Regions from separate parts of the Homo sapiens genome. Here region 2 is linked to region 1. Evidence: chromatin contacts called from ENCODE Hi-C data. All regions are on one chromosome and are shown on one strand. Each heading gives the region's core, a stretch centred on a gene start or an enhancer-like site at or near the end of the contact. The rest is flanking DNA. Distances are from core to core; before and after follow the strand shown.

Region 1 (7,176 bases), core at 2,885-5,384:
ACACATACTGTAATGTGTAGATACGTAATAGTGAATATGTAACACTAGAATGTAAAATATCTTTTAATCATCTTTATTTTTACTAAGCAATAAATTTTCAACAGAGCATTTACATTCTTCAAGAATTTACATCAACAATTATTCAGTTCTTCATATCAAAGGCAATTGTAGTTTATATTTCTAAAATTAAGGTTAAAGAAATATGTCTAAAATTTCTGATTTCCAGAATTATCAACACCTTAGCAGAGAGCATCTTAAAATGACAGTATGGTTGTAAAACAAAAGAAAAAATAAGTGATTTTGTCAATAGTCTCAACCACAGATGGCAAAAGTCTGATGCAAATGCAATTCTTCTCTCTCTGGGACCATAAAAGAGGTCCTAACGCATCAGAGCAGTCTTTCTCACTAAGCCTGGATGAGGTCTCAGAATTCCTTTCAAGGCAGCATTCCAGGAAGCCATTATTAGGCTGTTGATGATGGCATCCTATGTATAGGATCCATCTGTGTGAGGCTGTGATTTTTGTTGTAAATTACAGAATCCTCTGGCTAGTGTATGCAAAAGGAGAGGTATAAAGGGCTACTAATAGCTCCAAAAAATCATTGGGAGGGTTGAAGGTACACAATCTAGACTGAACCTCTCAAAAGAACCGGTCTACTAAGGGAGCTGTTGCCAGCAGGGCCCCGGAAGCACCAGGCCTCTGCCATGATCAGGAAGCTTCTGGGTCCGTAGCTGCCCTGCCCCTGCTGGCTATTGCCACTATGCTTGTCAGAAGGTCCCCTCTCCCTGCACAAGGCCAACAGCTGACTTTTCTCACTCGCTCCTTCCAAGACTCACATCACTGCATCTGCTTAGCAGTGCCTAAGTCACATGAGGAGCTTGAGCTGCAAGTGAGTGTGGAGAATGAGTTTCCCCTACTACAGGGCAGGAAGACGCACGAGAAGAGGGAATGGAATTGGGCAAGCCAGTCTGTAGTTCTGCTTCACCATCTTGAGATGAATCTATGGCATTAGATATAGAAAAGAAGCATGGGAAAATTGGAAAGCACTGTAAGATATAAACATGGGAATTTGGCAATGTTCATCCAATGCTATCCAGGAGAGATGTCCCAGTGAGACAAATGTGCAGTCCTCTCCACAAGTAAGCCCTAAAAAGAGGAGAAGGAAACTTTGGGCCATTATAACTTGATGTAGAGTGATCAATTGTCCCAGTTTGCCTAGGACTGAGGGGTTTCCTGGAATGACTAGGAAAGTCTTGGGCAGACCAGGACAAACTGGTTACCCTAAGTCAATGACAAGAACCATCAGCATCCAACAACTAGACTTGGTTCAGATTCCACTCTCACTAAGCACATTTTGGATTGTGATTTGGACTTCCAGGTGTGTGGGAGATAATGCCTCAAAAACCTTTAGCACAAAGTCTGGTGTATAGTAAGCACTCAATAAATGCTTATATTTTTGTATTTTTAAAAGTTTGTTTCATTTTAAAATACGTTGGCCAGTTAACTGAAATGTTTAATTTTTCTTGGTAGTTTTTCTTCCTTTTTTACACGCCAGCATATTTTCTTTCGGATGTGGGTGTACATTGTTCTGTTGAGATTTTGCTTAGTTCGCGAGGTAGTTCCTGGTGATAGGTCTTGTCTTGGTGCCTTGGGTCGTAGGCACACTCTGGACCACACCTTAGAGTGTGAAGTCTCCATTAAGGCTTTCTCCCCTCTCTGAGGCTCTAAGTGGCAGCTACTGTTCTCTTCGGATATCACCTTACTTTGATCCATTTCCATGGCAACACCCTGTGGTATGAATGAGTATCTACCATACTTCCTGCTCAAGCCAGCTGTGGTGAAGGGAGGAAGCCTGAGAACTGTGGTCTCCTGAAGAGGAAGGGCACCCAAGTGGTGAAGGAGGCCCACGATGCCAAGGCTAGCTTCTCTTTCTTTACTGCAACTAGAAAGGCTGTGCTTCCTCCAGCAGTGGCCTCCCCTCAGGCCTGCCTTTGGGAACAGGCTGCACCCTCTGTTCCCAACCTTCCCTCCTTCTTTCATCCCATTCATAACGGTATGTCGTCTTCCCTCACAGCCTTTGCTCTTGTGTGTCTTTGGCCAAGAATGCCCTTCTCTTCACTCCTCTCCACTCCTGGATTCATTCCCCATCTTTCAAAGTATCGCTCAAACGCCACCTCCTCCCCAAACCTGCCTTGAGTTTCCTCCTCCTGTCAGAATTGGTTCTCCATCTTCTGGGTGCCTAAATGACTTACTGCTGCTGCTCTGACACCAATCACATTGTATCTGGTAGTATAGTGACAAGTTGTCTCTCCGTATCTGTGGGGAATCAGTTCTAGACCCCTGAGGACACCAAAATCCTCAGATGCTCAATCCCTGATATAAACTAGTGTAGTATTTGCATGTAACCTGCGCACAACCTACCATATACTTTAAATATCTCTTGATTGCTAATAATACCTAATACATATAAATGCTGTGTCCTTATACTGTATTGCTTTTCAATTTGTATTATTTTTATTGTGGTTTTATTATTTTTTATTTTTTCAAACCTTTTTTTTTTTTTTTTTTTTTGAGACGGAGTCTCACTCTTCCGCCCAGCCGGACTGCAGTGGTGCGATCTCGGCTCACTGCAAGCTCCGCCTCCCGGGTTCATGCCTTTCTCCTGCCTCAGCCTCCCGAGTAGCTGGGACTACAGGCGCCCGCCACCGCGCTCAGCTAATTTTTTGTATTTTTAGTAGAGATGGGGTTTCACCGTATTAGCCAGGATGGTCTCGATTTCCTGACCTCATTATCCGCCCACCTCGGCCTCCCAAAGTGCTGGGATTACAGGCGTGAGCCACCACGCCCAGCCTTTTCAAATATTTTTAACTGAGGTTGGTTGAATCCTAGTATGCAGAAGTCACAGATATGGAGGGCCACCTGTATTGTGTATCTTCTACATTCTCCATTGGATTTTAAGCTCCCAGGATAAAGGGTATCATTCATCTTTGTATGCCCAGTGCCTACTACATTTTTAAAAAGTGAATTGAATTAACCTCATAAGGAAGAAACCTTTAGACTTCTTGGACAATTTTCCTCAAGTAGGCTGGACACTCTCATGAGTCAAGGTGCCTTGGCAGAGATGTCAAGGAGAAAAGACCCCTTATTGTTCCTTTCTTTATCTCCCTTCAATTGCTTCCTCCTCCATCCTAAAAATGTATAAGAATAGATGTTACTCTAATCAGATGTCCCTTTGGGAACAAGCTGCATGAAACTTTTGAGAATCTCTGGTTTCATAGCACAAGTTTTAAAAGATGGTCTTTGTTATGCTGGTTGCTCACACATAAAATACAATGTTTAAAACATTGGTGAAAAACACATATATTTTATAACTGGGAAGTCTGGTTTGCAATGGTTTGTGAATATGGAAAGAGCCCTGAGCTATGAGTCAGAACTATTAATAATGCCTTAGGAACTAACTAGCTTTGTGGCTGTTGACAAGACATTTCTCCTCCTGAGGCTCTGTTCCCTCTACCATGAAACGAAGGTATGGGGCAGTGATGTCTGAGGTCTCATTGGCTCTGAAGTTCTGGGAGATTCTGATTTCATGGTTTACTTATAGGTAAAAAGAAGAGAAGCTGCCTTCGGGTGGTGGAGTCTTTAACCCACTTCTCTTCTGCCGAGACTGAAAAGGATCCAAATCTCATGGCATTAAGGTCAAAGAAAAAGTGACTTTTTAAAACTAAGTATAATAAGGAAATATTTCTCCTCTACATCTAGATATTTCTCCAGAGGGAGCTCACCACAAAAGTTAAACAGATCACTACTTTAAAAATGTTTTTCTGTTTAAATCAGGGCTGTTCCGTTGGGGCTGATTTAATCAAGAGAGAAAACAGACCTCTCTCTTGTCTCTACTCTGACTCATAAAGGCAACTCTGCTCCACTGATGTCAATTGGTCACTATTTGCATAATAAGTTATTCTAAAAGTTAAAATATCAGGCCCTTAATCACAGAAGAAAGGAAGACTTTTCAGTGAGGCCTTCCAGTGATTGCAGATTTAGAGGGCTCTTGGGACAGCCACTGGGTGGCTAAATTAGTAAGTTGACACCTAGTTACTGTTGATAGGAACAGGAAGCAGGGAAATTCTGCGCAGAAGAGGGCAGTTCCCTGGGTAGGTCCCCACTCTCAAGCTGAAACTCTTGATACTGCAGCCCAAAGTGAGAACTTACATCCCTGCTTTCCTGCTCAAATGTTGCCCTTTCCAAAACCACCCATAACCCACCCTGCCCCTCATTCTGTGCCCATAAAAACCCCAGGCTTGGCCAGCAGAGAAAGGAGAAGCAGCTGGACAACGAGGACTATGGTTGGAAGTTGGAGAGAAGCAGCTTGACTTCAGAGGGACAGCTTGATGGCATAGCTTCAGAGAGGAGTCTGACTGGGGATAGCCAGACTTCAGGGGAAGATTACCTTCCTGCTCCATCCCCTCTTTGGCTCCCCTTCCTGCTGAGAGCCACGTTCATTGGCAATAAAGTCCCCTGCATTTACCATCTTCAACTTGTTTGTGCAACCTCGTTCCTCCTGGATGCCGGACAAGAACTTGGGTGCCATGAGTGTGGTTGCAAAAGGCTATCGTGCTGATGCTCCACTGAGCTATTAACACTTAAGCTGTCTGCAGATGGCAAAGCTAAAAGGGCACTGTAACACTCCTTCTGGGCCTTCAGAGGTCGCAGGCGCCAGATGCTGCCTCGGGACCTGCACAGAGTTTTGCTCCTGCTAGTGCCTAAAAGCACTTGCCCCACCTCCTGCACCTGCTCACCTGTGTGCTCCCCATCCCATGAGTGAGTGGAATTCACCCCTGCTGGTGCTGAAGTGGCTGGCTAGTTCCAGCACCCCTGCACTCCAGTTTCCGCCCATTAAGGGGTCAGGGAAATATCATAGTTATTTCTGTATCTGTTTCTCCAGGCAGTGTCTAGATTTCTATCTTCTGAAGCTTAAACTCAATGCATAGGAACTTTCTTTTATGCCTAGGTGATGAGCCACTCAAACTAGACTCCTGGGTGTTGTAAATCAAAAATAAAATTCTAAGCCCCCTAACCATCTGAACAGAACCCTCCTCTTAGCCAAGGGCATTCCAAAGTTAACCTGAAAAACTAGTTCAGGCCATGATGGGAAGGGGGTGTCAGACCTGCCTCATTAAACTCTCCTCCCTTTTGGAATTCAGGAAAAGCTGACCAGCATTAACATCAACACAGACCTTAAAGCTGATAAGAAACATTTACAATCTATTCTCTGCTACCCAGAGGCTTCATCTGTATGATAAAATTATGGTCTCCACAACTTTTCATCATAACCCAGACATTTCTTTTCTATTGATCCCAGGTCTTTAGATAAACTCAATTGTCAACCACAAAAATTTTAAATCTACCTGTAACCTGGAAGCTCCACCCCAACTTTGAGTTGTCCTGCCTTTCTGGACTGAACCATTGTATAGCTTCAATGTATTAGATTGATGTCTCATGTCTCCCTAAAATGTATAAAACCAAGCTGTGCCTTGACCACCTGGGGCACATGTTCTCAGGATCTCCTGAGGGCTGTGTCATAGGACATGATCATTCATATTTGGCTCAGAACACATATCTTCGAATATTTTACAGAGTTTGATTCTTTTCATCAACAAGTAGGAGGCAGAATCAGGTGGGTCAGTTGTTGGTTTGAATGTGGGACATAAGGGCTAGGAAGCAAGGAGTAGCACCTAGGGCACTGTCTTGAGCAACTGGGTAGAAGGTCATCAAGACAGGAAATGCTGGTGAAGCCAGTTTGGGAGGGAGAAAGAGAAGGAAGGAGAGAGGGCAGTAATGGGCTGTGTCTGACTAGAAGAGAACAGATAAGATGCAGACACTGTCCTCTCTTCTAGCCTCATAGCTTTTTCTTTCATACTCCAAAATTGTCTGCCTTGATTCCACAAAAACTGTCTCCCAAAAGTGTTCTAAGCCTTAAAAATGCCTTGAAATCTTATCGGAGCAGCAGTGGAAAGCACATTGTATTGAGGTTTGGGGAGAAGGTGTGGTACAACTTGGTCCTGATCTACCAACCTGCTGTGCCAACTTGGAGGTGTCTCCTAATCTGAGGGTCAGTTTCATTTTCTGTAAAATGAGACATTTGGATATGAGGTTGTCTAGGGTAATTCTCTAATAGTTGTCCAATTTTCTAATTCTTTATTATTCAATAATTGCCTTTGTCAAAGTTACATGGTATATGTTTTAAAAATAGAATGTTATGAATGAATGGTTACACTGCAATGTTTATTTGCTTAATTTGAAGAGTTAGTATAGGTTGTGGTTAAATATTTGGGCTCTAGAGCCAGACTACCTCAATTCAAATCTCATCTCAGCCACTTGCTGGGCGTGTGACCATGGCAAGTTACTAAACTTCTCTGTGCCTCAGTTGCCCTATCTGCAAAATGGTCACGGGATTATTATATGACAATCATATGAATTAACACATGTGAAGTACTCTATGTGTTGGATTATTATTTAGAGTATTGTTTAACCTTCACTTTTTTATATGTAAAATAGGATTGCTAATAACTCCTCATGAATAAGAATGTAGGGGAAATAAAGTGAAACCACATGTCTATTAAAAGCATGCAACACACAGCCTATCTCTCCATAAGTGCTCAATAAATGTGTGTAGACAACCAGATAGCCACAGCTAGAACCTGACCCCTACTTCCATTTCAATTTCCAAAGAGCAAACTGAGACCTCATGTTCTTTTTGTATGTATTTGCCACAGAAGAGAAATAAATCAGGTGCTGTGCTATCGTTTTCCTCCTGGTGCTTGATAAGCTTTTATGTTAAAATAATGCCAAGTTTTCCTTGTTGACTTTCTATAAAAGTCACACAACGTACTTTGGCTCAGCAGTTGCCATTCTCCACTGAGTAACTGAAGGTCTGTTTCTCCCCAGGATGGTTTTAAAGTAGAAACAGACATGCTGATGCTTTTTCTCCTGAGTCTAACATCTAGCTTCCATTTATTAAAAATGAGTTGAAGGAAAAATGAAGAAAGGATCACATAATTATGTCTTTTTCCCCATATTCTCTTAAACACATTGCTCCTTGCAGACTGTACATGCTTCCACCGTGAAATTCTGCGATTTATGAAAATTTAATAGCAACACGAGCCCAAGAAAGAGTAAA
Region 2 (7,176 bases), core at 2,589-5,088, 350 kb before region 1:
ACAGCCCCAACTTCTCTCATCAGGGGACAATACAGCATCCAATCATGCAGAGCACTAGGCTTTGAAACTGTACCACCCCAGTTTGAATTCTGGTCCCACCACTTACAAGCACGAATGATTTTGAGAAAGACCTCTGTGTGCCTTACTTTCCTCATCTGTAAAATATGGGATCACAATATATACCTCACTGGAGGTTGTCATAAGGATTAAAGAAGGTAATACACACAAGGTGCTTAGAAAAGTGTTGGCGATAGTCAGTGTAAATCATTGCATCCCTAAAGATATGATGATCAGGAAGCCTTTGAATTCTTCGGCCTTCTTGTTCACTCTGTCATATCCTGGGCCATGTTAGTTACTGCTTGAGATTATACCATGTCAAACGATTTCTAATTCAGGCATCCCACTCTCTGCCCGAAATCTTTTTTTTTTTTTTTTTTTTTTATTTTAAGAGACAGGCTTTTACTGTCACCCGGGCTGGAGTGCAGTGGTGCAATCTCGGCTCACTGCAGCCTTGACCTCCCAGGCTCAGGTGATCCTCCTGCCTCAGCTTTTCAAGTAGCTACTACAGGCACAAGCCACCACACCCAGGTAATTTTTAAACTTTTTGTAGAGATGACGTCTATGTTGCCCAGGCTGGTCTCAAACTCCTCAGCTCAAGTGATCCTCCCACCTGGGCCTCACAAAGTGTTTGGATTATAGTCATGCACCACCACACCTGGCCCTCACAGTGTGATCCACGGGCCAGAGAGGCTGGCGTGACAGGAACTTGTTAGAAATGCAGAATCTGAGGCCTCAGCCCAGACCTGCTGAATCAGAATCTGCGTTTTTACTAAAATCCCCAGGTGATTCACATTAGCATTACAGTTGGAGAAGCACTCATAGCTAGTTCCCTTATTCAGGTACTACCACTACCCTGTTTATTGCCCCCTGACACTGCCAGGTCATTCTCCATCAGCACTAACCTATCTTCATCCAACTGAACCTCCACTGAAATCATTCCTCCATGTGTTAATGTCCTTAGCCTTCGTGTTCCTTGTCCTTTTATTACTCCCACAGAGTAAAACTTCAATCTTGGCTGAACTTACCTAGCCGCCTATTCCATGCTTGCAGTGGTAGCTGCCAAGCACAGCTGGAGAACTGATCTTACCCAGCAACCTGATTCCGTTCCCTTCATCTGGGAAGATGACTTTCCCTCCTACTTCACAGAGAAAACAGAAATTATCAGAATGGTATCACTTACCATTCCACTCCAAACCTCCACACCTGCCTGCATCTGCAGCTGTACCCACCCCCTCCTCTTCCTCTCCTTCTGAAGTGCTGGAGATAAATGCCCGTCCCTTCGTGTGGGCTCTGGGTTACATCCCACCTGTCTTTGCAGGAACCTTAAGCAACTAAATATCCTTTCTCTTCCATCTCTAAATATCCAAACATAGAGATGTTTAGACCTAGAGCTATATGCCTGGATCCTACACACCTCTTGCAGGTCCCCTCTAACTGTCTCTACCCTTTGAGCCCAACTTCTCAAAAAAGGTACCCATACTCAGTGTCTTCATATTCCTGCCTCCAATTCACTCATCTAGTGTTCAAAATTGGCTTCTGTCCCCACAACTCCACTTAAATTTCTCCTGCTTGAGGTGCCAATCTTGATTGCTAAATCCAACCTCACGGCTGCTAAATCCATGCACTTCCTAACCAGATTTCTCCTTAGCACTGGGCATGGCCCTTCATGCTTGATGTTCTCGTTTCCATACATTTTCAACTGGCCTCTGTGGTTATTCCTAGTCACATGTCCAATCCCCATTCCCTGCTACCATTCATTCTCTCTCATGACTTCAGTCCATCCCAGATGACTCCCAACTTTATGCACAGCCCAGATCTCCCCTCCGATCATCAGATCTATTGATCTAACTTCACTTGTATGTACTCCAACCCTTAAATTCAGCATGTCAACAACTAAACCATGATCTTTCTTTCAAAATCTGCCCTTCCCACAATAGGTCTGGCTCAGGAACAAGGATGGTCATCCATATGGTTTCCAAAGCCAGAAATCCAAGCATTGTCCCCTTCTCTTCCTATCTTAGTCATTCTCCAAGTTCAATGCAGTCTACCTCCCTAAATACCTCTTACATCCATTCACTTCTCTCCATCTCTACTACTATGATACTATTCCAAGCCACCACCCTCTTGCTCCTGGACCACTTGCAATAGCCTTCTAACAGATCCACTCCTGCCCCCTCAAATCACCTGCTCATATAGGATCTGAACGTGATCTTTTAAGAACCCAAACATTATTATGTCCCTTCTCTGCTTAAGCTCTTCAGTGGCTCTGCACCACTACACTGGCCCCTGCCTCCACCTCCAGCCTCACTTCAACCCAGCCACACTGGCCTTCTGTTGCTCTCCCAAGAGGAGGGCTCCTGCCCCACCTCTGCTTTAGGAGCTATCCCTTCCCCCTCTTGCTTTACCTTCACCTGGCTCATGCCTACTCATTCTTCAGGTAAAGGACTTCCCTAAGAAAGTCCAGACTACACCAGGTCTCCCTATTATATACTCCCACCGTATTTGCACATTTTCTTATGAATACTTATCACAGTTTTAATTAACAGTGGGATTACATATTTAATATCTACCAGCCCCATTAGACTGCAAGGTGCCTGGGAGCAGGGACCACATCTGTCCTATTCAAAGCTCTATTTCTCAGTGCCCAGTACATTCCTGGCACAAAATAGGTGTTCAAATATCTGTTGAGTGAATGAATGCAACAGGTTTTACTGCTCCTTCTCACCCTATTTCCACCTCTGAAAATTCAGGATTTTAGAAGGCAAAAAGTTGCTACGGTCTGTGAATCTGATAATAATTCTGTCCTGCCTGTTTTATCCTGCTGCCTACCACATAATTGACACATCCTTCCTGTTTAATAGCCATATCCTATAAGGGAAGTACCTAAAAATCTGTTGTTTGCAGCTTACCCACTTAAAACAGATCTACTAGCTAATTCCCAACTCACCTGCCAAAAGGAAAAGAAATAGAACAATAAAAAGATAGCCTAGTAGAGGAAAGGCATAGAAGTGTCAAGTGCTGACACCCCTGCCTTTTGCCTACTGTGTTCAAAGAACTTCCTCATTCACAAATTCATTACAGAAAGACAGAGTTTCAGTTCCAGAATTCTGCAGCTCTTACGATCTGGGAATGTCATTTCTAACAATGGATGTAGGGTAAGCAAAATCCACTTTAATAAAGGATTTCAGGTATCTGATGTCTTTCTGGATCTTGATTTTGCCCTTGATTGTGCCAACAGGACTACAGGGTTAAATCCACAAAACTAAATAATCAATAAAGGATGGGTCAGGGTACTGATGAGGCAGACCTTATATGAGGTATACAAATCACCATATATTATTTTAGTGGCAATGAATAAAAAATCTCAAACATAAGGCAGCCCATCTTCTAAAGCCAGGGCATATAGAAAGGGCATGCTCAAGGGAGCAAAGCTATTTTTAAAAATAGAGAATATTTTCTTTCTCGAAGCTCAGGTAAATGAGATCAGCTAGTGTTTCACTCAGGGAACACAGAAACATCACTGATTTACTAAAATAACTCCATTCAGCACTTTGACAAATGTCTCAAAGTTTCAAGATAAACTGAAAGTTCAGGCAGAGCTTTTTAAGCCAAACCCAGTCTTCACAACAGGAGGAAGTGAAACGTTGACGGGTTTAGTCATAAACACTGCTGCTGCTACACCTTTTAATGTAGAAATTAGCAACCCAGGATCTCTGCACAGCTGTGCCTCCTCCGCCGTGCCTCAGTGGGAACCAACAAACAAAAAGTGACTCCTCTGTCTTTACTGCTACAGATCCCTTTCCAAGCTTTCCTTTCCCCTGCACTTTGCCAGAAACAGGCCGGGTGCCCCAGTTTGGCATTAACCACTTCCTAGTGTGAAGCAGGGAACACTGCACCTCTATTTTTTTTTTTTTTTTTAAGACGAAGTCTCACTCTGTCACCCAGGCTGGAGTGCAGTGGTAAGATCTCGGCTCGCTGCAACCTCTGCCTCCCGGGTTCAAGCGATTCTTGTGAATCAGCCTCCTCAGTAGCTGGGACTACAGGTGTGTGCCACCATGCCTGGCTAATTTTTGTATTTTTAGTAGAGATGGGTTTTACCATGTTGGCCAGGCTGGTCTCAAACTCCCGACCTCAGGTGATCCGCCCACCTCATCCTCCCAAAGTGCTGGGATTATAGGCATGAGCCACCGCGCCCAGCCTCTATTATGTTTAAAGCTCATCACCTCCCCTCCCAAGGCAGCAAACTCCAGGTGGGTCCTTCATCCACTGTCCCTACCCCGTTCAAACAAACATATACCCAAAGCAGCCCTGCTGCAAAACCCATAAGATCCCTTCTTGCCTCCATTGAGAATGCTGGCATGGTGACAAAGGACTGGCCAGCCAGCAAAGGGACCAGCCAACATGGGAAGCCCCAACTTCCCTCTCTCAGAAGCTGTCCACAGACAACTCCCTGAAGCCCTGGTTCAAACTCCCTTCTATGTGGCTCCTCAAGTGCAGGCAGGAGAGAAATGGAGGCCCCTTGTTGAGCCAGGCAGAAAGCAGAGCCTAAAACCAGAGTAATCTTAGAAGTGGAGGGGAGGCAGGGTTACACCAGAGGATGTGTCTTCCTGACTCTCTATCTCTTGCTAAAATGAATTTCAATTAGATTAGCACTCTTTGTTTACAAACACTGTCATTAAATATTTGAGTAATTCTTTCAACCAATAATTACTGACTGCCTACCTTGTGGTAGGCACCAAGGATAAAAAGACATAAAGCTCTGCCTTCAAGCAGCTTATATTTCATTCAAAGGAGATTATACAGGAATAAATAAGTAAAACATATGGCATATCTATGGTGATAAGTGCTATGGAGAAAAATGTAGTACAAAAAGAGAATAGAGCGTGCTTAATGCCTGGGGGTTATGGAGAGGAGTGGTGGGTTAGGTGGGTGGCATTTTTAAATAGCTTGGTGTGACGTAATTATGAAGTGAGGTTGAGAAAGATCTAAAGGCAGTAAGAGAAAGAACCATATGGCTATCTGGGATAAGCATGGTCCAGACAGAGGGAATAGCAAACGCAAAGGCCCTGAGGCAAGAATATGCCTGCAGCAATTGAAAAATAAAGAAGAGCCTTGGCTTGAAGGGAGTAAGCGCAGGGGAGGTCAGAGGGGTGATAAGGTGGGGGTGAGGTGAGCCAGGAGGTCTGTGAGGCTTTATTGGCTGTTGTCCACACTGTTCTGACTGATAATTGCCCTGAAGGCCAATCTCTGACTGCCATGTTGGGTGAGAGAAGGAGAGTGGAAGCAGGGAGCTCAGGCAGGGGCCAACGGCAATAGCTTGTGAGAGATGGTGATGGTTAAGCCACAGAGGTTAGCAGGAGTGCTGAGAGGTGGTCAGACCAGATATACACTGATGATGGAGCCCATTGGTTTTGCTGAGGAAGTGAAATTGGAATATAAGAGAAAACTAGTTATTTTGCTAAGGTAACAGTTTGGTTTACACCCATGAAATAATTACATAGCAATTCAATTTAAGTGACTCCTGGATTGGTCTAGGTACTGTGTTACCTAGATGAAGTTTTTTGTTTTGTTTTTAAAAAAAAAAAAAAAAAACTCTTTATGGAAGAAATGCAACTTGAGAGGAAACAGCTGGTTCCAGAATTTTCCAAGTGTTATTCTGAAGATTATCAAATTATGTTTGTCCTCAGTAGGGGAAAAAATGATCTTCTGGAGTTGTGCTTTCCTGCTCAACCACCACCTTCATGCTCTAATAATTTCAAATGTATATTGTAAATATAATACCTATAATATATAACCTGAGATTCTATTTAAATTCTAAAACACAATTTTGGGAAAAGGGAGAATGGGAATATCCTTTCACCTTTTCTCTGTTCCCCTAGAATAGTGTTCTCTCACAGAACTTTCTGGAAATGTTCTGTATCTGCACATTCAGATACAGGAGCCACCAGCCACGATGTAGCTACTAAGCACTCGAAGTGTGACTAGTGTGACTAAATTTTTTATTTAATTTAAATTAATATAGCAATTATGGCTAGTGGCTATCATACTGGACCATACAGCTCTAGAAGAAGAAAAAATCACTACACAGTAAAACATTCATGAATCAGACATTACACTTTACTCTTAAAATTGAATTATAAAGTAAGTACAAAATAGATTGGCAAAATCAGAAAGCACATGTTCTTCTTTTTTATTATGCCCTAGAGTTACCTAATTCTCCTATTCCCTACATATATTCTTTGAAAAGAAACAGTAGCTGGCTTGGTCTTAGCAGTTTTTAAACACATTTTCTTGGTTTTTGCATGCAATTCCAATATCTTACAGGCCGTCATTCTAACACTGTCATTCAAAATGGGATTTTCTTCCTTGACGCGTATTCAACGCTAACATTCTAAATGTCACATAAAAATAAAGATAGAAGAGTCTTATTATAATTGAACAATCTTCCTGCTTTAAGTTCAAAGCACTCTCTGACATCAGTTATCTCTTTTTTTTTTCCTCCCAAGATCACCATGAATGAAAGGGCTGGTATTAGTTTAACCATTTTTTAGTTGAGGAAATCAAGGCAGAAAAAGATTAATGACAGTCAATTTCACAGTGTAAATATATAGCTTAGTCAGAAAAGAAGAGAAATTAGGAAGGCATAAAAAGGGAAATTAATTGAAAATGAAAAAAAAAAAAAACTACACGCAAATCCTTGGTTGTCAAATTCAGTAGGCTGAGAGCCAGGTCTGAGAAATGCGGACTGATTAATAGAGTTGGTGGCATTGTCTGTCCTTCCGGCCCTCTGTCTCAGACCTTCCACATGTCCCAACAACGTCCCTGAGATCTGGCAAGTTGCTGGCTACACAATTGGAAGGTGAAGAGGATAAGGTGGTTTAGTTAGGATCGATTAGTGAGGTGGCTGTCAGTATAATGGGGTTCATTTATTCATCAGCAAACCCTACCAGATTCAAATGACAGGGCAACATTTGTGAATAATCTCCTAACCCGACAGCTGGCGAATGAGCTTCCATTAATCTTGCTTTGAAACACTCAGGCTAACCCTAGTTATATCACTGAATTGCATGACCCAAGAGATTAATAAGGCAATTCAATGAGTTTAGAGTTGATCCT

What was found. Hi-C counts contacts between places; a loop is a spot of excess contacts on that map. Pooled maps may share reads with other maps.
Region 2: a loop to region 1 is called in a pooled map, with 2.8 times the contacts of the local background. The contact joins two enhancer-like sites. A Hi-C loop is called at or near these places in 3 of 37 single-sample maps with no recorded cell type and 2 of 50 pooled maps.

The regions. Positions count from the first base shown.
Region 1 is chr6:25,050,974-25,058,149 of GRCh38, reverse strand. No RefSeq gene overlaps it. Among named protein-coding and RNA genes, the nearest start is that of RIPOR2, 120 kb to the right of the region's middle. RefSeq lists enhancers at 1,565-1,624, 1,765-1,894, 3,875-4,044. Within about 2 kb of position 4,134, at least 6 of the 41 ENCODE cell types and tissues checked have a DNase peak (open chromatin) inside an H3K27ac peak, as active enhancers do.
Region 2 is chr6:25,401,558-25,408,733 of GRCh38, reverse strand. The region is part of intron 2 of CARMIL1 (capping protein regulator and myosin 1 linker 1); the gene reads right to left. All of the region lies in intron 1 of LOC124901281 (a long non-coding RNA gene), which reads left to right. Among named protein-coding and RNA genes, the nearest start is that of CARMIL1, 130 kb to the right of the region's middle. RefSeq lists an enhancer at 3,777-3,986. Within about 2 kb of position 3,838, at least 10 of the 41 ENCODE cell types and tissues checked have a DNase peak (open chromatin) inside an H3K27ac peak, as active enhancers do.